Regions from separate parts of the Homo sapiens genome. Here region 2 is linked to region 1. A link is an interaction called in ENCODE POLR2A ChIA-PET data of the cell type or tissue named here. Cell type or tissue: Panc1. All regions are shown on one strand. Links, peaks and the distances in the headings refer to the core of each region. The heading gives the core; the rest is flanking DNA.

The links. Peaks named below come from ENCODE experiments on the same cell type or tissue, not always from the same donor. Only the 100,000 strongest peaks of a DNase experiment are listed, where the experiment ranks them.
Region 2: POLR2A ChIA-PET joins it to region 1 with 11 read pairs; 6 of 35 experiments call an interaction of 5 or more read pairs at or near these places.

Annotation. Positions count from the first base shown.
Region 1 is chr1:178,708,044-178,719,577 of GRCh38, forward strand. It overlaps the pseudogene TRUND-NNN7-1. Among named protein-coding and RNA genes, the nearest start is that of RALGPS2, 11 kb to the right of the region's middle. In Panc1, for the core only: no CTCF peak of the experiment used is centred there; no DNase peak of the experiment used is centred there.
Region 2 is chr1:178,578,347-178,589,880 of GRCh38, forward strand. It overlaps LOC105371632 (a long non-coding RNA gene), which reads right to left and starts at 7,514. Exons shown (of 4, transcript XR_922315.3): 1 at 1-7,514. RefSeq lists an enhancer at 2,918-2,967. In Panc1, for the core only: no CTCF peak of the experiment used is centred there; no DNase peak of the experiment used is centred there.

The DNA of each region.
Region 1 (11,534 bases), core at 5,552-8,051:
CATCATCTCTGAACCTTACAATAACGCTCTCATGAAGATTTTATTGTCCTTGTTTGTCTGATGAAGAACTGAGGTGAAGACAATTTCAATGATTTGCCCAAGTTTCCACAGCTGGGGCTGGGCACAGTGGCTCATTTCTGTAATCCCAGCACTTCGGGAGGCCAAGGTGGGCGGATCACCTGAGGTCAGGAGTTTGAGACCAGCTTGGTCAACATGGTGAAACCCCATCTCTACTAAAAATACAAAAATCAGCCAGCTGTGGTGGTGCATGCCTATAATCCCAGCTACATGGGAGGCTGAGGCAGGAGAATCACTTGAACCCAGGAGGCAGAGGTTGCAGTGAGCCGAGATCGCGCCACTGCACTTCAGCCTGGGAAACAGAGCAGACTCCATCCAAAAAAAAAAAAAAAAAAACTAAAGAACAGGTTCCACAGCTGGTAAGTAGCAGAGACCCACCCTCAGGTAAATCTGCTGTTGCTGTTGTATGTGAGGCAGCAGCAGCAAGGGGCTTTGGGACTGACATTCTGAGACATACACAAGTGTCAGAAATGACCAACCTGTCAAGAAGTTGTGGTGTTATGGATAACTTGGTGGTAGTGCAGTATTTTCCATGAAAAACAGAATCACATTATGGTAGTAAGGCAGCTATTTTAGCAATATAAATAATAAAAGGAGCAAAGAGAGAAACAAAAGGAGCAGAAAAATCTCTTCTGTCTGACTACAGCACAAACCACCATTTACCAAAAAGCATGCCTGTAATAAACTTTTTAGATTAAACCAATTGTTCTTGAAGCCACTGTAATGTTTTCTGTCTACAGGGCAATAAAGCAGATTTGTATTAATGTTTTTTTGTTTAGGAGGCAGTAAAGTAGGGTGGTTAAGACAAGGGGCTCTGGAGCAAGACTGCCCAAGATCAAATCCTGGTGCTGCCACTTTCTCTTTGTGTGACCTTGAGTTAGTTACTTATGTCTAGTACTGCAGTGTTGCCATGAGGGTTGAATGATCAAATCCATATGAAGTGTTTAAAAACCACCTGGTACCTGGAAAGCACTGGATAAATATTAGTTAAAACTGTATGCAGAATCGTGTATGAATTGTGTGAGGAAATTGAAGATATGGTTCCTTACTTTCAAAAATACTTAGAAACTAGCTGGGAAGAGAAAGCATCTGCTTATAATATGTCTTTAAAACAGGTACAACAGGCCGGGCACAGTGGCTCACGCCTGTAATCCCAGCACTTTGGGAAGATGAGGCGGGTGGATCACTGAGGTCAGGAGTTCAAGACCAGCATGGCCAATATGGCAAAACATCGACTCTACTAAAAATACAAAAATCAGCCAGGCATGGTGGAGTGTATCTGTAATTCCAGCTACTCGGGAGGCTAAGGCAGGAGAATAGCTTGCACCTGGGAGGTGGAGGTTTCAGTGAGCTGAGATCACGTCACTATACTCTAGCCTGGGTGACAGAACGAGACTCTGTCTCAAAAAAAAAAAAAAAAAGAGGAAAGAAAGAAAGAAAAAGAAAAAGAAACATGTCTAACATTAAAAACAGCTTCTTTAGTCAAGGTATGCACTGTCATATCCCTAATAAAAATCAAGAAATAAGAATTAAGGAAACAAGGGATAAAAGAGAATGTTTTCTGGAGAAAGTGAGCCATGACCTGGATTTTGAAGGAGCTGTGGTTTAATCATTGTGGAAATTTTAATTTGAGGACTTTGGTAAAGTAACTTGTCCATTATCAGTATTGTTCACCTCAATTTGTTATGTATGAAAACCTTTCAGTGAAAACTTTCTGTGTGCGAGGCATTGGGATGGTGGTAATAAAGGACTACAAATTCAAAGACACCTTTATCCTCAAGGAACTTATAGTCTATTACAAGAAGTTATACATTAATGAAATACAAGACAGAGAGTGCCACGGAAGGGCAATGCCAACTGGCAACACAATAATAAGCACATTTAAAAAATGGGTTAGTCTTTGGTGCACAAAGGAGCTCAGATGCCAAATGTAAAAATGAACATGAGGAACATGAGGGGAATCTAGTCCTTTAGGAAGGGCCTCGTGGGGTACAATAGCTATTAAGACTAGTTCTACCTTGCCTTTGCAGGATGAGAAATTTAATCAGGCTGTTCAGAGGCTGATGAGACTCCCATTAAATGAACAAGAAATGAATCAGAATAAGAATTTATTAGATTACATAGCTAACCAACAGAACTGATCATCTGTACAACCCCTGACTCTCCTCTCTCCATCTCCACCCCCCACCATTCCTGGTAGAGAGATTCATTTTAGGAATAGATTGTGTATCAAGAAATTGCTTGGTATGAGTCAGAAAGATTGACATTTTCCACTCTAAGAATATTTGTATTAACTATGTGATCACTTTTGTGTCCAGACAATTATTTTTCCAGACTCCTCTTTTTATATTTTTTCTATTATAACACATTCTTTTTTTCATGTGAAGAGAGATTTTTAACATGTTACAATTTCCAAGTTTACACTTTTAGTTTCTTCCTGATGACATTCAAGGAGGAAACTTAGTTTCTTATCAGTATGTTCTAAATCCCACTATAGCATGGGTTATGTTGGAAGTTTTTCTGTAGAAAACAAATACTAACCTAGTAGTTGAATTATTTCTTTTCCTGAGGATTTCATATTCTTCCTGACTTTTTGTCTCCACCTCTTGTCCTAGATCTTGAATACTATTTTTAGACTTAAACTTCTGTTTGCTGGTTATATAACAAATTTTATACAGTTAATTGAATAGGATTCATACCTCATTTGAAACCTAACTCATTTGTAGCTTAAGCATCCATTTGGCTGTCGCTAGGGGGTTGTATGAAACCTGAGAAAATCATACTGGTGCCCTGCATAATGGAAAATAGATGTATTCAGGTAATATCAAATTGAAATAAATATCCAAGGAAAAGAAGTCAGAAGACAGCATATGTTTGTAAGAAGAATGGGATGGAGCTTTGTCCTTCCTGAAGGGGGATAGATGTTGAAGATGATTAATTGTTCTGATACCATGAGCTGGCTGTCTCTCTTAAGATATTGCAGAGATGTGGCAGGAGAATGAGATTTTACAATGCGAGTTTGGAGCCTGACGTGGGTTTATCATTTGAACAACTCAGGAGAGAATGGGGTGTGTTGATTAAGTGCTACCCAGGTAAGTTTGTGTGAATTCCCTTTCCAGGCAAGGTGGGCCCGCTTCATTTTCCAGGAGCCTGACCTGGACATGGGTAGGACAAGGCTAGCCAGGGGTTGGGGAAGCGGAGAATTGGAAGGTGTCTGAAAGATAGTGTTGAGGGACAAATCTGGAAGTAGGCAAACACAGCCCAGCCTGCACATTGGTGTTTTGATCCGGGTCAGCAATTTGGAAACAAAGGAAAGAAAATGGAGACGACTAAGACCCTGCAGGTCTCACAACTTCAAGTGAACACCAAACACTCAAATTAACTTCAGTGATTTCAGGAAGTGCTCTGAAATTGACATTATGACACATAACCATAATACTACTTATAATACCTGAAATTTTAAAACTTTTTTTTTGTTTGTTTTGTTTTTGAGACAGAGTCTAGCTTTGTCGTTCAGGCTGCAGTGCGATGGTATGATCTCAGCTCACTGCAACCTCCACCTCCCAGGCTCAAAAAATTCTTCTGCCTCAGCCTCCCAGGTAGCTGGGATTACAGGTGCCTGCCACCATGACCGGCTAATTTTTGTATTTTTAGTAAAGATGGGGTTTCATCGTGTTGACCTGGCTGGTCTTGAACTCCCGACCTCAAGTGATGTGCCTGCCTCAGCCTCCCAAAGTGCTGGGATTACAGGCGTGAGCCACCGCACCCAGCCTTAAAACACTTTTCAAATTTATCTTTGCTTTTGTAATATTATTTAATCCTCAGGCTAAAGTTATAAAGAAGATAAGGCAAATATTCTCATCCTAATTTTAAAGTAAAAGAAACTGGATATAGAAAGGAAGGTTGAGTTGTTTATTGTGGTTCACTGGGAGAACAGGGACTAACTTCCACATCACCCTGCTCCCATTATAATGTTATTTCTACTGGGATAAATAGTGAGAAGTATTAATAAATAAAAGACCAGTCTTTAATAAGGAGGCTGGAAAATAGTCTATATCTCAGCCCTTTGGGAAGCCAAGGTAGGAGGATTGCTTGAGCCCAGGATTTCAAGATCAGCCTGGGCAACACAGTGACACCCTTCTGTACAAAAAAAAATTTTTTTTAATTAGCTGGGTGTGGTGGTGCGTTTCTGTAGCCCCAGATACTCAGGAGTCTGAGGTGGGAGGATCACCTCAGCCCAGGAGGGCAAGGCCGCAGTGAGCCATGATCATGCCACTGCACTCCAGCCTGAGCAACAGAGCAAGACCCCATTTGAAAGAAAGAAAGAAAAGAAAGAAAGAAAGAAAGAAAGAAAGAAAGAAAGAAAGAAAGAAAGAAAGAAAGAAAGAAAAGAAAAGCTACTCAGGAGACTGAGGTGGGAGGATCACCTCAGCCCAGGAGGGCAAGGCCGCAGTGAGCCATGATCATGCCACTGCACTCCAGCCTGAGCAACAGAGCAATACCCCATTTGAAAGAAAGAAAAAGAAAGAATGAAAGAAAGAAGAAAAGAAAGAAAGAGAAAGAAAGAAAGAAAGAAAGAAAGAAAGAAAGAAAGAAAGAAAGAAAGAAAGGAAGAAAGAGAGGGAAAGGGGAGGGGGGGAAGGAGAGGGGATAGAGAAAGAAGGAAGGCAGGAAGGGAGGAAGGAAGGAATGATGGAAGGGGGAAAGGGAGGGAGGGAAGGAAAGAAGGAGGAAAAAGAAAGAGAAAGAAAGAGAGAGAAAGAGAAAAAAAGAGAAAGAAAAAGAAAGAGAGAAAGAAAAAAGGACTCTGTATCATAATTAGCTGGGTGTGGTGGTGCACGTCTGTAGCCCCAGCTACTCAGGAGACTGAGGCGGGAGGATCACCTGAGCCCAGCAGGTCAAGGCCACAGTGAGCCATGATCATGCCACTGCACTCCAGCCTGGGCAACAGAGCAAGACCTCATTTGAAAGAAAGAAAAGAAAGGCAGGAAGGAAGGAAGGAAGAAGGAAGGAAGGAAGGAAGGAAGGAAGAAGGAAGGAAGGAAGGAAGGAAGGGAAAGAAAGAAAGAAAGAGAAAGAGGGGGGAGGAAGGGAAGGAGGGAGGGAGAGAGAGAGAAGGAAGGGAGGAAGGAAGGGAGGGAGGAGGGAAGGGAGGGAGGGAGGGAGAAAGGAAATGGTTTGGCACAAGGAATAGAAAACTACTCGCACCAGCTTAAGAAACAGACAGCAGACAAGCACCAGGATATACAAGCAAAAAAAGGCCAATGGGTCTGGAATTGGAAAGACAGGAATCATCTCTCATGTGGTTTCTGTCCCCCATCAGCCTTGTACCTCTCGTTGGAGACTGGCTTCCTTTCTCTGCTTACTTGTGTCTTTTCTGCCATTAATCAAGCATTACATAACTTTGTGGTTTGGCTTCCAAGGCTAACTGACTGTTTCTCAGTGACCCTTTTCCAAATTCCTGGGGGAAGCAGGAAGATTGAGCTTGGCCTAGGTCCTCCATCACCTTTGCAGGTCAGGGGAGGGATGTGTACAGGTTCACAGTCACTCAGGGCCACCATTTTACTAGAGGCTGTAGGTCATGGTAGAAGTGTAGGAAAAGAGGTACATGCACAATGACTATGATAAAATATAGGATCACCAGTTATCAGTATTGCCATATAATTAAAAACCAAAAAGAGGACGGTATACCTTAATTGATTATAATAAGATGCCATGTTCAATTCAAGGGTATTGTTTATTATAGTTCAGGGTCTTATTTTGGGCACTTGAACCAAAAGATCGTAAAGGATTTAGGAATAAATCAGATGAGAGTTACAAACTTTATTTTGATTAGAGATGAATAAATTTTAATGAAGATAAATGGAAGCATTAACTCTATAGATTAAAAATAGTTTTAAAAAATAGATACAAAATTAAAAAGATACAAAAGGGCACACATTGAAAACTTAGTCTCCCTCTTACCCATACCCCAGCCCTCAGTTCCCCTTATCGGAGGTAATCATCATTGTCAATTCTGGTGTATTCTTCTAGAAATGTGCTCTCTGTATTTAAACACAAAGTTCCATATCTTGCTTTTTCCAGTATGCCATAGAAATCATTCCATGTGGGTCATTTAGAGCAACCTCATTTTTAAAATGGCTGCACAGCATTCCAGTGTATGGGTGTAATGTAATTTTTTGAACAGTCTCCTACTGATGACATTTAGTATATTTAGTCTTTTACTATTACTATCTTTGCGTATACCTCTTTCTAAACACAAGTGACTTTATCTGTAGGATAAAATTCCTGGAAATGGAATTTGTAACATTTTTAATTTTGAGAGAAATTGCCAAACTGTCCTCAGGAGAAATTTTACCAATTTCTTTCCCATTAGCAATTTATAAAGCACTGATTTGCCTACATTCTTAGCTCAGTGTAGAGTTAAAATATGGTTAGGTCTAGAGTTTTTTTGTTTGTTTGTTTTTTAGAGACAAGGTCTCACTCTGTGGCCCAGGCTGGAATGCAGTGGTATGGTCATAGCTCACCGCAGCCTCAACCTCCCAGGCTCACGTGATCCTCTCACTTTGGTCTCCCAAGTGGCTGGGACCACTAGCACACATGACCACACCTGGCTACTCTTTGTATTTTTTTGTAGAGACAGCTTCTCACTTTGTTGCCCACGCTGGTCTCGAACTCCTGGGCTCAAGCAGTCCTCCTACCTAGGCCTCCCAAAGTGCTGGGATTAGAGGCTTTGAGCCACCACGCCTGGGCTAGAGTCTTTTACTCTCTGGGAAACTTCAATTTACCTTCCAACTTCCTGTTAATATCTTTATGTTAGCTATTATATTTGTAATTTGTAAGAGCCTTTTTCTGTTCTTGATTGTAACTTTTTCATAGCATCATAGCCTTATTTGAATGCAATGTTAATGAACGCAATGTTGTATCTTTCCACAGATATTAATTAAACTTAAAAAAAATTCTCCCTGTTCCTGCCATTTGTTTTCTGGAGGGGACAGGTATGTTGGGGGCTGGTGAGGGGGTGGGTGTTGGTTGGGACTGGGAGATGCTCTCTGCCTATCATGTTAGAGACTTTCCTAAAATGTTTGGTGGTGCTGCACTGCTTGCTCATAATTAAGAGTCAGATACCTCTCCTCAATCTCTCCGGTTTAAATCTCCACAGAGCAAAAGTGCATTCTCCCTTTAGGGTGGGGGTGGCGTGGTAGCTTGAGGTAGGACAGAGGCTGCAACTGTTCTTTTTACAGACTTTTATCCAATCTTGTTTTTAGAGGCATTTCTCATCCCCATTTTCCTTAGTATCTGGTGTCTCCAATTCCTAAAATTTCCAAAGTTCTGCGGTGCAAATCAGCTGGCTTATTTTTGCCTTTCACCTCTACAGGCAGTTGATTTCATTTTTCTCTGCTTAGCTAACTCAATTACTATTTGTCTTTTTCACTATCTTCCAAAATTTATCATTTGTTAGCATCTCTTCCATTCTTTTTGTTCTTTGTTATAATTTTAGGGAAATTTGGGGAGGTAGCACAGATAAACATGTATATTCAATTTACCAAGTATAGAAGGTGGTCAGTAAATTTGGCTTTATCTGCCAGAAGCACTGCCTCTGTTGTGGGTATATTTCAAAATTAATAACATTGATAGGAACAAAAGTATAAGTAAGTCTTCGTGAGTATTTATATTTAGATGTAACTCAGCCCTAAAGCCCATTCATTAGTTTTGAAGTGATTTTATTTTAGGTTCAATGTGTATGCTGTTAACATTTATAGTGTAATACATATCAGTACATTCCTACCAATTTTTTGAAAAATGACTAACATATCCGGCTGTTTTCATTTTTGAAGTCATGTTTTCTAACTAGAGTCGTAGTTTGAAAGTCAATTTGTAACTAATTTTATTACCACTTATACTTTCTCAAGTCTGACAATCTTAATTAATAACTACTCTGTTATAGTGCCTTTTAGTGACAAATACAATTGCCAGCACTCAACAATGAATATCAAGCCTGTATATGTTGGTTTATATCATAATTAAGAAAGTCTCTCTTGCTGAGTGGTCTCAATTAAATGTAGTAAAAATTATATAAAATGTACTGGTTGATCTAACATAAGTACTTTAAAATGCTTATGTTACTAATTTCCAGAAGGAGTAAGAATCTTTCTTTCTGGAATGTGAAACCACAGATAGAATTGCATCTCTCCAGGAAAGTAGACTCAGTGGTTATGCAGTAAGCCTTTCCCATCTGTAATGTGATAACCAACTTTATTACTGTGCTATTATGGTAGAAAATTATCTCCTGAAACATATATTTTTAATACACTTGGGTGGACAAAATGAGGAATTGAACCTAATGCCATTTTTTTTTCCAATTTAACTTTCCCATTATTCTAAAAGTGTTAAGATTTTGAAACTAGTTTTACTCTGCGGAGCTCTTGAATAAGTTTCTATAACAGGACTAAATAATAGAAAATACTAAACCTGTATTAGACGTGTACCGAGTAGCACATGTTGGATTGCTGATTGATAGCACAAAGCATATTATATTCAATAAGTATCTTTCAAGCCTCATTGACATCTGTGACATTGTGTTGTTAACTGACAAATACATGGGAAACGCAGTTTTATAGGGAGGCAATAGAGCATGGAGACTATGAATCGGTCTGCTTGGATCTGATAACTCACTTTGCCATTTCCTAGCAGCATGACCTTGGACAAGTCATTTAACCTTGTCCCACTACCAAAATGTAGCAAAAATATCTACCTTTCAAGATTGTTGTGAGAACTAAATAAGGTGACATAGGTGAGGCATTTAATGCATTGTCTGTCTATTATAAATGCTCAGCAAAAATGAATCCAGGGAAAAAATCAGGGATCGTGCTCTCCAGGAATTTACAGTCTGTTGGGGGATATGAGAAGTTCACACTTTGACAAAACTGTAAGGCATTATATAATAAATTGCCAAAGTGAGACAGGATGCCAATGAAAACCTCAACAGGAATTTGGAGAAGGGAGACGTCAGTGTGAAATAGACATATCAATCAGCACATCCTCTAGGAAGGAGTAGAGGTGGGTCTTAAGTCAGATCCTAAAGAAACTGTTAGAACAGACAGAGAGAAAGGGTAGGGAAAAGGTGTACTGCAATGAAATGATAGGAGTAGGGGAGTATTTGGTGATCAGAGAATAAGTGTTTGCTTATTGAATACATAAAAGAATGGTTTGGCTAGTGTGTAGAGTGGTGATGAAGTGAATTAGTAGGGGAGACTGGGGCAATGGTAGTCCCTAGATATCACCTTACTAAATCAAAAAGCAACAGCTAGGGATTTTTGAATTGGGAAGTGAGGAGGATGAAGAAGACATGTGACACAATGAAGATAGTGGTGTAGGAAAAGGTGTGTGAAAAGAAGGGGGTGGGGAGTAGCTAAATCTAAGAGATCAGTTAGAATTACCTTTCTACATATGTGGTTGGGGCTAATAATTGCAATAAAATTTTTTACAAGAGTCAGGACTAAATGGATACATGACGAAGGAGAGAAAAAGAGTTAAAGGTCATTTTAAAGCCTGAGAGAGAAAAGAAATAATGGAAACAGTGATGTTGCAGGGGATGTTGATTAAGGAATTAAATATTTTCAGTTTAAAAAGAAAGCAACACCTTTGTTGTTTTTATAGAAGGTATACATGCTTCTAGCAAAAAAACCCTCCAACAACAACAAACAATGGAAATATATAAGTAGAAAATGAAAGTTCTCTTCTCCGTCCCCCAATTCTATTATCTTGTGATAATCTGTTGTATAGCTTTCTAGGCTGATTTCTATGTACATAAAAGGAAATGAAATCATAGTATGCATATTTCTCTTCAACTTTTTTTTCCAATATTGGTTCATATAGAGCTATCTTTTCATTGTAAAAACATACTGTGATTTTGTATTTACTGACTCACCTATTGATGGACATATATTATTCTAATTTTTGCTATTACAATGCTTAATGAACAGTCTTGTATATCTCTTTGAACAGCATCACAGTATTTTTTTTAAGACAAATACCTATGTGTGAAATTGCTGGATCAAAGTCTATGTACATTTATGTTTTTCATTGACTTTGGCAAATTGTACATGAAAGAGATATGCTTATTTACACACCCAGGGTATGAAAGAGTCTGTGGGCCACATCCTTGCTAGAACAAAATATTACAAATCTTATTAATTGGGCAAGCTATTAGGCAAAACAAATCTTGTTTTAATGTGCATTTCTTTGATTATTGGTAAGGTTGAATAGATTTTCTTAGCCGTTACAATTTTTTCTTCTATTTGTTTTTCAGTTTGAACCTACAGAGGTTGAACTGATGATGAAATGTCCTAATGTAGACATCATGGGGGCAATGAGAGATGTGCTACAGAAGCCTGGGTAAGAATTACTAGTGGAGCAGTGATAGTTCAAAGAGTAAGGCCGCATATGGGTTCCTTGTATAATCATAGAAAGAAGACAATACAAAGCTATTAGGAAACTCAGAGTCAGGAAGGAGAGAAGAGAGACAGTGATAGAAACTGGCAGTAGCAGCTTAGCAGTTGTAGAGATAGAAGTAGAATCAAGATTGTCCTCTGTCATAACTGGTTAAGGGACTTTGAGCAAGTCTCTTGAATCTCTGAGTCTCAGTTCCCTCATTTATAAAATGAAAAGGTGAATAAGATGCCTCTTCAATTATAAGACATCTTGTCTCTAATTTTAACCTGAAAGGTGAGACAATTTCATGGAGGCAGTCAACAACTTCAGAAAGCATAAGGGATCTTGCAGTAAGGTGGTTATTTAAAATTACTCTGATGTTATAGTCTATGAATTGCTTACTTCTGCTGCTCTTGCTTCTTTAAAATTGTAACCTTAAATAAACCGTTCTATTTTGAACTAATTTCAAAATTATAGAAAGACTGCAAATAATATCTACTCTTTACCCAGAGTCGCCTATTATTAACATTTTACCTTTTTATCATTTCTGTTTTCTCTCTCACTATATATGTGTGTGTGTGTGTGTGTTTTTTCAGAACCATACCTATGTCCTGGCCCTTTATTCTGAAATACTTTAGTATATATTGTCTAAGAATAGAGACATAACCACAGCACAGTTACCAATTTCAGTGACTTTAACATTGATGAAATATTTTTATCTGATCAATCTACCATCAGTTTTCCAATTAACTGAATAATGTCCAATATAGCATTTTTTTCCTCCTCCAGGAAAGAATCTAGTCTAGTATCTCATATTACATTTAGTTGTCATGGCTCTTCAGCTGGAATATTTTCACAGCCTTTGTCTTTTATGACAGTGACATCTTTGAAGGATACAGCACCCCTTACCTCTTTTAAAAAACAAAACAAAACGTTGCTCACTTGGAATTTGTCTGGTATTTCCTCATTAGATTCCTCATTTCCTCATTATATGCTATGTCTTCGGGGAATCACATCTGGAG
Region 2 (11,534 bases), core at 5,271-7,770, 130 kb before region 1:
CAGGCAATTCTCTAGGCTTGGTTTCTCATCTGTAGAGGCCCAGACTGGATCTGCTCCTCTGAGAGTCTCCTAATATATTACTAAGAGTCATCTGTTGGAAGTTTGTCATTTTTAAAATATAAAATTCTTTTCATTTGGACAAGAATCTAAAGAATATAAGCATATTTGGGGTCCTCCCTATGTCCACGTTTGAGTGTACAGTGCCAGCCTTGCTCAGTGTTCACAATCACAATGCAACCTAGATGCGCTATTTTAATTGCCAGTTGTCAACTGTTAATTGCCAATCAGAAGAAAACGCAAGTGGCCTTAGTAGAGTATGTACTTGCCAAGTGAGCTCACAGAAGGCCCACAACCAGTGTTTCCATAGGAGTTTGAAGAGACGATGCCACGTGAGATTTAAGTCATGAGACAATGCAGGTGTAAGGCGTGCCCAGCTCAGAGAACCGACTCGGTGCTTGAGTTACCAAGCAAGGGGCAATTTGACTCCACAAAATCACACTATCTGTCTCATTCAATTAATGTTACCTTGAGTTTTATTGGTTTTATATTTGATTTGTCAAATCATGAACTTATTTTGATTTTATAGTTGTAGAAAACTTACAAGGGTTGTATACCCAATTTTATGTTTGTGTACATCCAACTAACAATCTTTATAAAAGTGGTTTATGTTAACACTGGAAATCATCCTTTTTTTTTTTTTTCTTGAGAAAGCAGTGCACATCACTCAAATTTCAGCCATGCTGAATTCTGTGACCTACAGACACTTCTGGGGTTTGTTTCTATTTTAGGGAGTTGAGCCCTTTCCAAAGCAGGCGGCCGGGGGCATCCCTGGTGCTGCCTGGGACTCCATCCTCTTTAATCTGTGGCAGTGACTCTCAGCTACAGGTGATACTGCCCACAGGGAGATTTTGGGCAGCATCAGGAGACACTGTCAATGGTCACAAGCAGAGGAAGTGCATAGTCACAGAGGCCAGGGTGCTGCTAAACATCCTGCAATGCATAGGACAGCCCCCCAGAACAAAGAGCTAACCAGGGAACAGAACCCCCGATTCTGTTCTCCCACTTCGACTTCCCTAAGAAGAAAATCTCCTCTATGTCAGTTCCCAGTTAATCAGGGAAAGGCAGCAGTTTTCTTTTACAACTTACCTTTCTCAACACTTGTTTCCTTTAACACAGCAGAATCAGACAAAAGCAAAAATAATCCCTCAGGTGTGAAAAGGTTCATTGCCTGACTGGCTTGATTGAAGAGTGGAGGGTGGGGCGGATGTCAGCTATTATTTTTTTGAGGCAACCTTATTCCTGGTCCACCGTCTACACAGAGCGACTCTTCTATCCTGGCGCCTGATGTCTGTAGCTGGTCTCTGGAGGGGATGTGCTGCAAAGTGATTCCCAGGGGAGCCAACATCTCCTCCAGAATAAATTATTGAAAACAATACTTAACAGGAAATGTTCATGAGAGCTTCAGACAGACTGAAGTGGTTTCAGATCATCTGAGAGGGCTGACCTAAGGGCCCGCATAGCTGTGGCTGTCTACCTGCCTGCCAGGGCTGCTGGGGAACCCTTTGCTATCTATCCCCGTGGCTCATGGGACTGTGGAGTATGTGATTCTTGTATTTGTTCATACAGATTGCGCTGCTTGTGCCTGGGTCCTGTCTTCTCTTCTCCATCAGATATTTAACTCCTCGAGTCCTCGAGAAGAGAGGCTTCTGTGTCATTTGTTGTCACTGTGTGCCATCCAGTGCACTCAGCAAGGTGGCCAGCTCTGTAGGGAACCGGTCATCACTGTCAATGAACTAGGAAAAACCACCATGTAAAAAAAAATAGCCCAGGGAGGATTACGGGCAATGATTTCCTAGACACTTCCCCGTCACAGGCTTCAGCCTTCCTCGCTGTGATTCTAGTGACCAGAATCCAGTCACAGCCAGCCTCTGTCTCTGATTTGGAAGCATTAGAATCTATAGCTTTCTACCAACAAGAGAACAGCCCTTAAGCTCCAGGACCAAAAAAAGGAATGCGCTCTTCCTCACTGACTGGGTGGCTGCCCAAGGTGAAGATGGGATAGGGGGTCTGATCTCTCCCTACTCCATCCTCCCCTCTCACCCCACTAGTACAAGGTCTCAGAGACCACTAAAGACTTCACCTGCCCCTGACACCCACTGACACATGGCAATTTCTGACCCTAAGTGGATGCTTCACATCCTCTGACCACCACCATTCCCTCCCCATCCCTCCTCCTCAGGGCACATCCTGAACTCTTTATAAAAGAAAAAAGAGGGCACCATGCCTTTAGCACAACACAGATGCCCTGGAGTGTGGCAAACAGGGCCCTTGTTCCTGGCCTGGACCCTGGGGTGGCTCAGATCCCACTTCTGGGAGGAGGGGGCAGCTGGTGGAGGAAGAAACAAGACCTGAGGGGTGCAGGCATCCCCTCAGCACCAACAGCCTACACCTCCTCTCCCCGTGCCAGTCTCTGATCGACACCCTCCCCCTCCTCTGGTCTTTGAGGCCGCTCCCTCCTCCAGACTCCTGGGTCCTGCACACATGGGGAACTGGATGAGGTCCTAGGAGTGAGCCACGTGGCTCAAGGTAGCTCATCGGAATAGGAATTCAAACTGTGGCCAAAGAAGAGAGAAAAATGGGAGGCCAGAGAAGCAGAGCATCGGGTATGGGGATGAGGCTGGGCCACAAAAAGGAAGGCCCATCTAGGGGTCAGAGGCTGGCAGGGTGCCAAGCAGAGCAAGTGATGCTGTAGAAGACTGGTTAGGAGAAATGGTACAGGCGAAGTCCATGAGCAAACCAGATTGGGGTCTGCTAGTATGGAATCCTGGTGATGTCTTAGCTCTGGGATGGAGACAATCCTTCAAGTCCATCTTAGGTGTTAAATCGATGATGTTCAGACTTGGTTGGGGGAAGGGAAAGAGTAGTTGTGATTACCCTAACCTTACCCAAATACAGCAATGGCCCGGGACCCAATTCAGGACTCAGAGGGCAAGCCAGACCCTGCCCTAGCCAAATAATGCAGCAAGCCCCTTGCTCAGTGGTGAGGAATAGCTAAATGTGGCCCCTACACCTGGGGTAAACCAGAGCCTAACTTTAGCTTCCTAGGAGCATATGCAAAATGTGCGGCCAGCTGCCCCTGCAGCCTCACCCAAGGCCACTTCTCTTTTACATGCTGCACCTGTGGGTATTTGCATGTTTGGCCAGCTCGCAAGCCAGTTCTGAGGCTGAGAACATCCTAGTCTCTCAAACGGGATTCCTTGTTCCCTTGGGAACCAGCTCCTCCCTCCCCTCCCACCCTAGAGGCAAAGCCTTGCTTTCTGCATTTCTGCCCTGTGGGTGGGTGCCATGGAGGGGAGCAGCCTCGCAGAGGAGGCCTAAAGTTTTGAGCGGAGTAAAGGACAGCGACACCTTACTTGCGCCTTTGAGAAGGGAAACAACCAGCTCAGGAGCCGCAGTCCGGTCTGGTCTGCCAGCTCCTATTTCCCCCTCCTCTTGGCTGCTGGCCTTTTGTTCTTGTCATGGCTCATTAGCTCCCTAAACAGAGGTTGATTAAAGAAAATAAAAGGAGAAAAATAGGGAAATTAATTGCACTGGTGAAAGGTCTAATGGGGAAGGAAGTTAAAACCAATTGTCTTGAGATTTTAATTATCCCATCTGCTCTCTGGCCCCTTGATGGTGCATAACCAGAATGAAATGTTAATGTGGGCACTAAACATATTTTACACCCACTTCCCAGTGAGTTCTCTGGTCTCCTACTTGAAAGCTGGTGAGCCCAGGCATCAGGACGCGCCACTGGGACCTGTGTACTGGGTGATGCCAGGCAGATGGGAGGACAGGAGGCCCTGCCTGTGAGGACTATGGAGTAGGGACTATGGAGCAGTGTGTGTGATGCTTCCTTGGCACGATGGAAAGATACAGGGTTGGGTTGCAGGAATGAAGAGAATAGGAGAGAAAAAGAAGCCTCTCTTTCTATGTCACTCCCTGGAAGAACTCAGAGTCCTGATGTCTGGTCTTAGAAGGACTGGTACATTTTGGAGGAATATCAAGAAACAGATATGAGCAGTGGGAAGAGGCCAAACAGTAAAGCCCCAAGTGCCCCTCTGGCAAGAGGAGCAGATTTTGCTGCCAGGAAATCAGAGCTAGAGTTCCCTGCTAGTGGCCTCTCTCCTTTCACCTCATTTATTCTTCCTCTTCACTGGACGATGCCACTCAAAAGAAAATGCAAAGATGGGCTGCACAGTTCCAGCAAGAGTCTCCATGGCTCCACTAAAGTCAGATGGACTCTGAACCTATAGGAAACATCCAAACAGATGGGAAAAGAAGAAGTAAATCCCTTCTGAGTAAGCAGCCACTAAATTAAGCTCTATTAGTCTGTAGGATATGTGGCAGATTGGTTTGCCCCCATTTGAAGTCCAATTCCTGGCCAGGCACAGTGGTTCACACCTGTAATCCCAGCACTTTGGGAGGCTGAGGCAGGAGGATAACTTGAGGCCAAGAGTTCAAAACCAGCCTGGTCAACTGGTCAACAGAGCAAGACCCCTTTCTCAATCAATCAATCAATCAAATGAAGTCCAATTCCTGCTCTGCCCACAGTGGGTCATTGAAACCACTGGCCCTTCAGGTGAGCCCACTGGTTCTCTCTTAAGGTGGGGACTATTGATGTCACAGGCCTGAAGCCATTCTACTAGTAGATATCACAATAACACCAATTGAGATCCTAACCCAGAAATCAAAGTCTATCCCATTTAACACAATACCTACACCCACATGCCTTTGGTATATAGGTGGTAACTATATATAGCTGGGAACGTGGAGATACAACTTATGCCACTTTCGTCAGTTTCCCACTCTTAGTGTTGTGCAATACAGTAGTCTCCCCTTATTTAAGTAGTCTTCACTTTATTCAAAGGGGGACTACTGTATTGTATGACATCCAAGATCCCCAGTAGATGCCTGAAACCTTGGGTAGTATCAAACCCTATATATACTGTTTCTCCCTATATATGCCTGTGATAAAGTTTAATTTACAAATTAGACACAGTAAGAGATTAACAACAATAACTGATAATAAAATAGAACAATTATAATGCTATGCTGTAATGAGTCACATGAATGGGGGCTCTTTCTGTCTCAAAACATCTAATTGTATCATATTCACCTATTTTCAGACCATGGTTGACCGTGGGTAACTGAAACCATAGAAAGTGCAACTGAGGCTAAGAGGGGACTACTATAGAAGGCAACCCTCAGCAGTGTGGACTGCTGGTGGAAAAGCTAGGAACAGCACAGGCACCAGAGTGTACAAAACCACCTCCACATTAAGCCCGTTATTTAAGTCTGCCCAGGACCGTGAGGAATTGACATGGTCCTCTCTGTTGAACCCCAGCATTAAACCACTTTCCGCACCAATACCATCTTCATTCCTAACACCTCTGGCCTCAAGAGGAAGGATCTGGGGTGAATACACTGTCAGTCTCTCGGATATTTTTTCCACGTATAATGCTGCAACATAAAGCATTGAACAATAGGAGAACCACTAGAAATAAGTTTCCCTGATGCAACCCAGAGAAGAGAGTTGGTGCTTTTCTTTTGTATGGACCTGGGGTATTCTTGGAGAAGTAGAGGAAATGACCTTGTTATTCTCTGCTAAGATGGATTTTCCAGAGAGTTATAAAATCTAAACGACAATCGGCTAGCACACAAGGAGCACCTGTGTGGAAGAGACTGCGACCCGGGTGAGTGCTCTTGTGGGCAGCAGATTTGGGTCTCTGCATGTGGTGGACTGAGATACAGAATGGGTCTGACTGGCAGAGAAAAGTGAAAAGGGCAATCCAAGAATAACAGCATGGAGGAGGAGAAAAACCCAAAGAAATATACCTTCAAATGACCATCTCTTTTTGGACATCAGAAAAGCGAGTAGATCATACTGTTTGGTCCCAAATGGTATGGCTTTGTCCCCTAGCCCCTGGATGTGGAGAAGTCATGGAGCTATGCAAACGTGGAAAAGCCAAGGAAAGGAATATTTCACATTTATATGGCATTTTACAGCTGCTTTCCCCCACATGGTTGTGCTTGATGTTCACAACCACATCTGAAGCAGACAAGAATTATCTTCATTTCACAGATGAAAAATAGTCTGAGAGGCTAAATGACTTCTTGAAAGCCACACTCTTTTTCCATGGCAGAGCTGGGATTAGAACCTGAGTGTTCTAACTTTAAATTCTGGGCTCTTCTAGTGATGTCAGTGGTTTTTCTTTTTTCTTTTTTGAGACGGAGTCTCACTCTATCGCCTAGGCTGGAGTGCAGTGGTGCGATCTCGGCTCACTGCAACCTCTGCCTCCCAGGTTCAAGTGATTCTCATGCCTCAGCCTCCCAAGTAGCTGGGATTATAGGCATGTGCCATCATGCCTAGCTAATTTTTTCTATTTTTAGTGAGATGGGGTTTCACTGTGTTGGCCAGGTTGGTCTCGAACTCCTGGCCTCAAGTGATCCTCCTACCTCGGCCTCCCAAAGTGTTGGGATTACAAGCACGAGCCACCACACCTGGTCCTATGTCAGTGATTTTTAAACTGTGTACCCAACAGAACATCCTCAGAGAGGAAGAGGATACTGGCTTCCCTGATCACTCAGATGACAGCAGCTACAGTCTTACTTGCCTTATGTATTAAAAATTTTAGTATATAAGATTTTGTTTGTTAAAAAAAAAAAAGGATTAAAATAAGTTGGCAAGTCGCTGCCCTCTGCCATGATCCCTACACTGGGGAGGGGGGATGTTCAGCTATAACATAAGGAACAAGTACAAGCAAGGAAAGGACCAGCCCCCATGGGCGTGGCCATTTCCCAGTGAACCCTCAGCAAGTGCATGCTCCACACTTCAGGTTCTCTCTTAGATGGGGAAAGAAAGAGCTGAGGGCTGTCAATTTGGGGACGTTCTTCCTGGACTGACTTCATGGGATGCTGCCTGGTCAACTCCATGAATCTTGTCCAGGCAAATCTAAACCCCTCAGCAGACTAACTCAGCCCACCCAAGCTTCATCAGCTGCTGCAGCCCAGTGCCTGGTAAGCAATGCTTCCAGGCTCCTCCCAACCTGGCCTCCAATGAGATGCACACTCACCCTACAGGTTGGCCTATGTTGGCACATCACCTGTTCATGGTGCAAGGCCATTCAAGGTGTCAGTCCCACCAGCCTGAGCCCTAAGACCTCCCAACAGTTTGTCCTTTTCCTCCAATCTCTTCTTTCCATATGGCTCTGCCTGCTCCTCAAATGCTATTCCTATCTTTGCTGGCTTTGGCTTCCCTGTAGCTGTTTAGAAACACCCTCCTACTCTTCTCTAGCTTCCTGGTCAGCAAATATTCTGGCTTATCGAGGGCCTCCTGGTGCTGTGAAGAGTCAGGGCAAATCATTTCATGTTTGGTTTTGTCTCTTTATCCTGGACCATTAAGAAGCTGCCTGCTACAGAGAAAAGACTTGTCTGAAGTCGGCCTCTCTGATCATCATGGCTGATGGGCCTAAATAAATCCCTTTGTTCAGATTTTATAAAGCACGTATGACTTGGCTTTTGTTATTCATTTTCACATCTCTCTTCGTAAACTGTGTGTGACATAAAGAAATCAGACAGACCTGGGTTCAAATCCCAGCTTTGTACTTACTAACTATATGATCTTGGACAAGCTACTCAAGCTTTCTGATCTTCTTTTTCCTCACTTATATCAAGAGATAATACTATCTACTGCACAGGGTTGTTCTTGTTTTTTAATAGAGAATAAATGAGATAAAGAATCCTTTACAGTGCTTGGCACAGAGTGAGAGTTCAATAGACACTAGTTTCTCCTTCATCCTTAGGATAGAAACCAAAACTTATCCACGTTTCCCCAAAACCTAGTAGAGTAGCTGGCACATAATATATTCTCAGTGAATATTCATTGCTGGAGTGAAAGAATGAAACGTGACCTCAGCTTACTGCAACCTCTGCCTCCTGGCTTCAAGCGATTCTTCTGCCTCAGCCTCCTGAGTAGCTGGGACTACAGGTGTGCACCACCATGCCCAGCTAATTTTTTGTATTTTTAGTAGAGACAGGGTTTTACCATGTTGGCCAGGCTGGTCTTGAACTCCTGACCTCAAGTGATCCATCTACCTTGGCCTCCCAAAGTCCTGGGATTACAAGGATAAGTCACTGTGCCCAGGTAAAACATATTTTTAAATGAAATGGTGTGTTATAGCATGTACTCTTTTAAAATTATTTATCTATCTTTCAAAAGAAAAAAATGCCTGGAAAAATATTAGCTGGCAATGGCTATGTCTGGTGGGTGGGAGGGTAGTAATTTTTACTTTATATATGATACTTTCAATATTGTTTGAAAAGTTTTTAAAATAAGCATCATTTTTATAATCAGAAAAAAATAACTTTTGGGGGTCTGGGTATGGTGGCTCATGCCTGTAATCCTAGCACTTTGGGAGGCCAAGGTGAGCAGATCACTTGAGGTCAGGAGTTTGAGACCAGCCTGGCCAACATGGTGAAACCCCATCTCTACCAAAAAGATAAAAATTAGCCAGATGTGGTGGCGGGCACCTGTAATCCCAGCTACTTGGGAGGCTAAGGCAGGAGAATCACTTGAACCCAGGAGGCAGAGGTTGCAGTGAGCTGAGTTTGCGCCACTGCCCTCCAGCCTGGGCAACAGAACAAGACTCCGTCTCAAAACAAACCAAAACACATAAAGGGGTATAACAATTAGTGTGTATATATTTTTTGGTTATAAATGTCAATACCTACCTTAAACTCATTTACACTCAAAGGAAAATGTATTTGGAAGGCTAAGAGGACTGCAGGAAGGTCAAGGTGTGGCTGCACCTCAGAAGAGCTGGAAATGGATCTGGCATGCTGCTGTTACGCCCCCCTCTCTCTGCAGCTCTGGGTGTGGGTGTCAGTCCTTCAGCTACAGGCCAGCTTCCTCTATCTGGTGGGAAACGCCATCCCGATGACTTCAGAGCTGCTAACCCCGCCACAAAGAGACAATGAGCACTACTCTTTGGTCCCTAGGTCATCAATTCCAAGCACGTACTGCACTGTCCCTACTTGGGTCAGATGTCCATCCCTTACCCAGGCTTTACAGCTGGCCCACTGTGTGGTCCATTCCCAACCATGGGTCCATCACTGTGGGCCAGGAGGCAGAGTCGTGTAAGAAGAACTGTATTAATGGCTTGAGAAATAACTGTTCCCTCTCCCCCTGCACTCTTCTGCTGTGAGCTGCTATTTCCTTGGAGATAGGAAGAGAGGATAGGAAGTTCTGAGCCTGTTGGCTTAGTTTCCATCTTCAGAGGAGGGCCAGGGAAGACTGGAGGTAGGAAACTGGGCAGGCTTGGATCAACAGTTGTTAACATCAGAGACAATGGTGAGCTTCCCTGACAAGTTCCTGTGACGGTGCAAAGTCATTTCATCTGAGTTCTCATGGAGCTCACAGCTCAACCCAAGAGATGAATGCTGGATAGAGTAGCCTTCATTGTCATTCCTTTACCTCTCTTCCTGGGCACCTTCCATCACTTCCCTATAAGCAAGAAGAAATGTCTTCTAAATGATGAAGGGTTATCTTGCATCAAACACCCCAGAGCTCAAGAAAGCATTCATTGGCTTCTATTTCTCTGTGCACTCTCTGCTTTGTTTACTTAGGAGATTGTAATTTAATTTTTTTCCAAAATAGAATGACTTTGTCTAAAAACCACGTTTAAATACAGTAGGACCTCATGACATCATAGCTCATGGTTAGAATTCAATTTGGAATAAGTCTTGATGTTGGAATGGGATCACTGCACTGGGAGCCCCTGGTGGTCAGGAGCTGTGCTTTAGCCATCGCCGAACTCCAGCATCGAGTGCAGTCCTGCTGCCTGATACACACTCAGAAGTTAAAGGCACTCAAAAGTCCTATGGTTCATTCTTTTTTAAAAATTTAATTTTTAAAATATGACACATAATAACTACATATTCATGGAGTACATAGTGTTTTCATACATATAATGTATAGTGATCAAGTCAGGATAATTAGCATATTCATCATCTCAAACATTTATTATTTCTTGGTGTTGGGAACATTCAATATCCTCTTTCTAGCTATTTGAAACTATACATTATTGTTAAATATTCTACAGTGGTATAGAACACTGGAACTTATTCCTCCTCTCTATCTGTGATTCTGTATTCTTTAACAAATCTCTCCCTGTCTCTCCCTTCCTCCTACCCTTACCAGCCTCTAGGATTCTCTGTTCTACTTTTTTCGTCTATGAAATCACCTTTTTTTTTTAGCTTCTACATATGAGTGAGAACATGTAGTGTTTAATTTTCTATTCCTGGCCTATTTCATTTAACATGTCTTCCAGTTCTATGTTGCTGCAAATGACAAGATATCATTCTTTTTATGGCTGAATAGTATTCCCTTTTGTAGATATATACCACATTTTCTTTATCCATTCATCTGTTGCTGGACACCTAAGTTGATTCCATATCATGGCTATTGTGAAAAGTGCAATAAACATAAGGATGCAGCTACTTCTTCAAAATACGGATTTCCTTGCTTTTGGATAAATGCTCAGTAGTGGGATTTTTAGACTGACTACCAGTAGTTCTCTTTGTAGTTGTTTTTTGTTTGTTTTTTTGTTTTTCGAGGAACCCCCATACCGTTCTCCATAGTGGCTGTATTAATTTACATTCCTCTTATACACTGTTGGTGGGAATGTAAATTTATACAGCCACTATGGAGAACGGTATGGGGGATCCTCAAAAAACAAACAAACAAAAAACCCAGCAGTATATAAGCGTTCCCTTTTCTCCTCATCCTCACCAGCCATTGTCATTTTTGTCTTTTTGATAATAGCCAGTCTAACTGGAGTGAGATGATACCTCATTGTGGTTTTGATTTGCATTTCCCTGATGATTAGTAATGTTGAGCATTTTTTCATATATTTGTTGGCCATTTGTATGTCTTCTTTTGAGAAATGTCTGTTCAGATCATTTGCCTATTTTTGATCAGATTTTTTTTTCTGCTGAGATGTTTGAGTTCCTTGTATATTCTGGATATTAATCCCCTGTGGAACGAGTAGTTTGTAAATATTTTCTCCCATTATGTAGGTTGTCTTTTCATTCTGTTGATTGTTTCCTTTGCTGTGTAGAAGATAATCCCATTTAAAAATTTTTGCTTTTGTTGCCTGTGCTTTTGAGGTCTTATTCATAAATCTTTTCCCAGACCAATGCCGTAAAGTGTTTCCCGTACGTTTTCTTCTAGTAGTTTTATTGTTTTGGGTCTAACACTTCAATCTTTTATCCATTTTGAGTTGATTTTCGTATAATGTGAGAGGTGGGAGGTCTAGTTTCATTCTTCCGCATACGAACATCCAGTCTTTCCAGAACTATTTATTGAAGAGAATATCCTTTCCCCAGTGAGTGTTCTTGGCACCTTTGTCAAAAATCAGTTGGCTGTAAATACATGTATTAATTTCTGGGTTCCTTATTCTGTTTCATTAGTCAATGTGTCTGTTTTTATACCA